Linked DNA regions of Homo sapiens: region 2 is linked to region 1. Evidence: chromatin loops called from intact Hi-C (ENCODE). Cell type or tissue: B cell. All regions are shown on one strand. Links, peaks and the distances in the headings refer to the core of each region. The heading gives the core; the rest is flanking DNA. Region 1 overlaps EFCAB5 (EF-hand calcium binding domain 5). Region 2 overlaps EFCAB5 (EF-hand calcium binding domain 5).

Region 1 (2,921 bases), core at 289-2,788:
AGGCCAAGGTGGGCAGATCACAAGGTCAAGAGATCGAGACCATCCTGGTGAAACCCCGTCTGTACTAAAAATACAAAAATTAGCTGGGTGTGGTGGCAGGTGCCTGTAGTCCCAGTTACTTGGGAGGCTGAGGCAGGAGAATTGCTTGAACCCAGGAGGCAGAGGTTGCAGTGAGCTGAGATCACGCCACTGCACTCCAGCCTGACAACAGAGCGAGACTCCATCTCAAAAAAAAAAAAAAAGAAAAAGAAAATGTGGTATATATACACCATGGAATATTACTCAGCCATAAAAAAGAATGAAATGATATCTTTTCCAACGACTTGGATGGAGCTGAAGGCCATTATTCTAAGTGAAGTAACTCAAGAATGGAAAGTCAAATACCATCTGTTCTCACTTAGAAGTGGGAGCTAAGCTATGGGTATGCAAAGACATGCCGAGCGATATAATGGGCTATGGAGACTCAGAAGTGGGAGGGTGGAAGGAGGGGCAAGGGATTTAAAAAAACTGCATATTGGGTACAATGTATACTACTCAGGTGATGGGTGCACTAAAATCTCAGACTTCACCACTATACAATTCATCCATGTAACCAAAAATCACTTGTACCCCTGAAAATTTAAAATTTTTTTTTAAAAGAACCAAACTTTCCAACACTTATTCTGTCTTTCTTATAAACTTAGTACTGTTTTCACAGCTTCACTAACTTCTAAAAATTTTCTTCCTGGCAAGTCTTTACTTATCCTCTTCTACCTGTCCCCACCTCCTGTTTTTCTGATTTTACTTCCTTATGCCAAACATCTACCACCAACACCACATACATATACTTTGCCTTTACCTTAATCGCTTGGGCCAGGTTTATAAATTAACTCATTCATTTTATTTTATTTTATTTTTTGAGATGGAGTCTTGCTCTGTCGTCCAGGCTGGAGTGCAGTGGCGCAATCTCAGCTCACTGCAACCTCCGCCTCCCGAGTTCAAACGATTCTCATGCCTCAGCCTCCCAAATAGCTGGGATTGCAGCCATCTGCCACTCTGCCCATCTAATTTTTGTATTTTTAGTAGAGACGGGGTTTCACCATGTTGGCCAGGCTGGTCTCAAACTCCTGACCTCAGGTGATCCGCCCACCTCGGCCTCCCAAAGTGCTGGGATTACAGGCTTGAGCCACCGCGCCTGGCCTAAATTAACTCATTCATTTTAAAAATGCCAAACAGAATTTTGATATAGGTAATTTGTTATAAATTTAATTAGATGTTCACTTTAATTAGTTTGTGGCCATATTTGCACCTACAAAACTGTACATATGTATTCCATCAGGTAATTTTTCACCTCCCCAGAAAACATATCAAGCAAGAGTTTGTGGTCTTTCCTCTTCTTCTACTTTCAATTTCTCTTATTGCTTTTCAATGTATGGTAGAGAGAAATGTGTTTTGTTTAAATCGATTTATCCCAGTATATGATATGTACTGAAAACATTGCAGTTGCTTATTCTGATATCAAACACAATGCGGTGTACTTATTTATTAAATAATCATTATTTATGATTATTAAAACTTTTTACTCTAAATCCCTCATTTGTGAATGTGTGTGTGTGTGTGGGTATATACAAAGTAGGAAGAGGAACTGTTACTGCAATTTCAACAGGTCAAAGGAAGTGTCTTCATCCTTGTTACATACTTGTCAAAATTAAAGTCATGTTATCTTGATAAGCAGCTCCCAACATGCACTCAAATACATATCGTTGCATAGAAAATACTGTGGTTAAATATATCATGTCAGTTCCTCATTTCTTTACCCTTGTTTTTCTACTTTTCAGGCTGAGCTTAACTTGCATTTTGAGAATTTTTTTTAACTATCAGTTTGCTCAGTTATATTCTTATTACACAGCCCTAAGATTAAGAGTGTTTTGTAGGAAACTGCCTTTTCCTTTATCTATTGAATTTTAATTCCAGTGGTGTTTAGTAGTACTTCTTTACCTCCTTCCTTTGCAGCAGTCATTCTACATCATGTGCCAATGTTAAGAAATCCTGATAATAAGGACAAAGCCGCTGAGTTTCAAACAGGGCCTGTGTTTAAAGAAAACATCATACAGCTTAAGTAGCCCTGCTGGGTCAATTTTCACCAGTTTAATCAGCAGCCAGACCCACTAATGTTATATGCCTCCTTGTGAAGAAAGAGCCTGCTAAGACTTATTACAATATGAATTATAATTCATTCCTATTTATGTCCTTAAATAGGCTTTGTACTGAGGCTCTGCCCAGCAGTGGACCATACACTGAGAGCTGAAAATGATAAAAGTCATTATAAGGCTAGACTTTTCAAAATATGTACAAGGAATTCTTTTGTGTCCCTACTTATTTAGTTGAAAGCACTTATACTCATAGTGCCTGGATAGTTCTTTTTATATTAGAAGGTAGACCACTAGAGTGGCGAAGATGTACATATTGGGGGCAGAGCTTGAAAGGCTCTTGATTCTTGGAAAAGTTTAGGAAGATGATCCTGAAAAAGAATTCCAGTGCCTGGCACGCAGTGAGAAATTAATAGTTATTTATTGAGTCAGTATATAAATGAATTAATCAATCAATCTTAAAAGGTTTAGGATGTCCAACCAGAGACCTGCTAAAAAATCCAGTACATCTTTGAAACTATTCAGTTAAACCTCTGAATTAAATTGCCCTTGGGGCAGTGCTGTAATTTGTGATCCATGAATTCAGAGGTCACTCAGTCAAAAGACAGCTTCATATAGGCTTGTTCAGAATCCTGATTTGTTGACCCTGCTGTTGCTGTGCTTCTTTTTCTTGTTTTTGTGGTTCTAAGAGAGAAGTGTTTGACTACAGTGGTAACCAAACACATGTCTACTTCCATTCTGTACATCAGTGGGGACAATGCAAGCACTAGGATTATTGCTTAGCAACCAATG
Region 2 (2,921 bases), core at 251-2,750, 56 kb after region 1:
GCCCAAGCCATCCTCCCACTTTAGCCTCTCAAGTAGCTGGGACCACAGTCATGCACCACCATATAAGGCTAAATTTTATTTTTGTAGAAACAGGGTCTCCCTATGTTGCCCAGGCTAGTCTGAAACTCCTGAGCTCAAGAGATCCTCTCATTTCAGCCTCCCGAAGTGCTGGGATTATAGGCGTGAGCCACTGTGCCCAGCCTTGTTGTTTTTTTAAGAAATGTGGTTTTGGGGAGGGGAGAAAAAGAAAAAAAAAAAAAAAGAGATGTGATCCTCCCACCTCAGCCTCCTGAGTTGTATTTTTCAAAATTTTCGTTTTTCTTCATGTCTTTTATTTCTTTGCTGAGACTTTTAAGTTTTTAATTTATTTTAAGCATGTTCATAATTGCTTGTTGAATTATTTTTATAGTGGCTGCTTTAAAATCCTTCTCAGATAATTCCAACAGCTGTGTCATCTCAGTGTTGGCATCTGCTGATTAAATTTTCTCATTCAAGTTGAGATTTTCCTAGTTCCTCATACAATATGTGATCTTCTGTTTTGTCTTGGACATTTTGGTTATAATGCTATTGATGCAGGATTTTTTGCTCCTTAGTTCAGCTAAAATCCAAGTTCTTGTCTCACAACTAGGGAAATGAGGCATGCAGACACATTGAAGGGTGAAGATGGATTTATTAGGCAAAAAGAAAACTCTCCACAAAGAAAAAGAGGGTCCATCCAACAGGTTCTCACTTCACAGACTGAATACCAGGTCACCACATGGGAGCCGAAGAGGCCTGGCTTCTCCCCTCTCATAAGGCGTGAATTATTGGTGGCTCTGCCCCATTCTCCCAATGCACATGTGGTCCCCCAATCATTTGCAGGCATGCCCAGGCAAGACCCTGTGCAAGGTTTCCTTAGCTTCTCCTGCATCTATCACTATGAGACTTGGGATCTTATTTGCATCTTCTTTTAAAAAGCTTCCTCTGATACCATGCTGGTGGAAGAAGGGGAGTGCCACCTCTCTACTGCCAGGTGGGCATAAAGATCCAATTTCCCCATTCAATCTCCATTGACATTTTGGAGGCAGGGGCAAGGTGCCTTGTTATTGCTCAGTGGAGGCGAAATTTTCTGATTTCTTTAAAGGTTAGATAACAATTTAGTTTTAGTTTAGTGTTGTGGAACCTCAGTCTGAGTTACTCCATTTTGATTTTTAGTCTGGTCTGTTGGGCCTGGTTCAGGAGCTTAGTCCAAGACAACTGCCTTCTATAATTTTTATTCAATAACCCTCACCAGATACTAACTCTGTGGGCACTTTTTTTTTTTTTTTTGAGATGGAGTCTTGCTCTGTCGCCCAGTCTGGAGTGCAGTGGTGCAATCTTGGCTCACTGCAACCTCCACCTCCCAGGTTCAAGCGATTCTCCTGCCTCAGCCTCCTGAGTAGCTGGGATTACAAGAGAGTGCCACCACTCCTGGCTAATTTTTTTTTTTTTTTTTTTTTGTATTTTTAGTAGAGACAAGGTTTCACCACGTTGGCCAGGCTGGTCTCGAACTCCTGACCTCATGATCTGCCTACCTCGGCCTCCCAAAGTTGTGGGATTACAGGTGTGAGCCACTGTGCCTGGCCTCTGTGGGCACCTTGATTTGGACTTTCCAGCCTCTAGAGCTGTAAGAAAATAAATCTCTGTTGTTTAAGTCACCCAGTCTATGGTATTTTGTTATTGCAGCCTGAGCTAAGACACAGTTTCAGTGTTAGAGTCCCAGAAATGGAACAAATATGTTAAAGAATAAATATTTGAGGTTTTAGTATATATTTGTCAAATTGTGTTCTTGGTTATACTGATTTATTCTCCTCAGCAATGCATGATGGCTCTCAAGGCACCGTCTTATCACCAACAGTAGGTATTATTGAGTATAAGAAATCTCTTGGTGAGGCCAAGTCAGGATTGCATGAGCCCAGGAGTTCAAGGCTGCAGTGAGCTATAATCAAGCCACTGCACTCCAGCCTGGATGACAGAGCAAGACCTTGTCTCAAACAAATAAAAGTAATTTGATGGCATTTTGTTTTTTAACTCTTATCTTTGAGATTTCTGGTGAGATTAAAGATTATTCTATGTAATTTAAAAATTTCTTCTTACGTAAATTATGCATTCAGATCCTTTGGCCATCTTACCTGATTTTTATTTTTTCTTATGGAATTGTAAATGTTCATTATATATTAAAGACATTATTTATGATCACAAATTGCATATGTTTGTAAACTAAAAATATAATCCTAAGCCTTCTGCTGACTGAACAGACCCCCTCTTATCCAAGGGAACCCCAGAAAAACCTTAAAAACTGAATTCCCTGCCATGACAAGAAGGGAGGTCAGGCCTGCCTCATTATATCTCCTCCCCTTTGGAGTTTAGGCACAGTAAGTGACGATTGTTAATGTTAAAATACAGATCCTAAAACTGACAAAACAGACTCTTTTTGGCAATAAGATACTAAGTTACAAACAAGACCTAAGGCCATGTCAGGTAAGGGTTAAGTCAAGCCTGTAGGCCATCAGTCTTGCCACATAGCAGCCTTATCTTAACTTAAAACATTCCTTTCTGCTGACTCCAAGTTTTAGACAGAGCCTTACTCCTTTAAACAATTGCAAATTAAATAATCTCTGAATCCACCTATAACCTGCAAACCCCTGCTTCACGATATCCCATCTTTTGGGGCCTAACCAACGTATACCTTCCGTGTATTGACTTATGTCTTTGCGTGTAAATTCTGCCTCCCTAAAATGTATAAAACCAAACTGTAATCCGACTGCCTTAGGACCACTTACTCAAGGCTTCTTGGGTTTGTGTTTTCCTCAGGCTGTGGTCACTTATATTATCTCAGAATAAACTTCTTTAAAATATTTTATAGCGTTTGGTTTTTCTGTTAACATATTTTTCAACGTTTC

Evidence for each region. Peaks named below come from ENCODE experiments on the same cell type or tissue, not always from the same donor. Only the 100,000 strongest peaks of a DNase experiment are listed, where the experiment ranks them.
Region 2: it touches region 1 in a loop (2.0-fold over the local background); 10 of 110 quality-filtered maps call a loop at or near these places.

The regions. Positions count from the first base shown.
Region 1 is chr17:29,946,946-29,949,866 of GRCh38, forward strand. All of the region lies in intron 3 of EFCAB5 (EF-hand calcium binding domain 5), which reads left to right. Among named protein-coding and RNA genes, the nearest start is that of EFCAB5, 6.8 kb to the left of the region's middle. In B cell, for the core only: no CTCF peak of the experiment used is centred there; a DNase peak (open chromatin) is centred at 1,776; H3K4me3 peaks cover 805 bases; H3K27ac peaks cover 2,330 bases.
Region 2 is chr17:30,003,331-30,006,251 of GRCh38, forward strand. All of the region lies in intron 7 of EFCAB5 (EF-hand calcium binding domain 5), which reads left to right. Among named protein-coding and RNA genes, the nearest start is that of EFCAB5, 63 kb to the left of the region's middle. In B cell, for the core only: no CTCF peak of the experiment used is centred there; no DNase peak of the experiment used is centred there.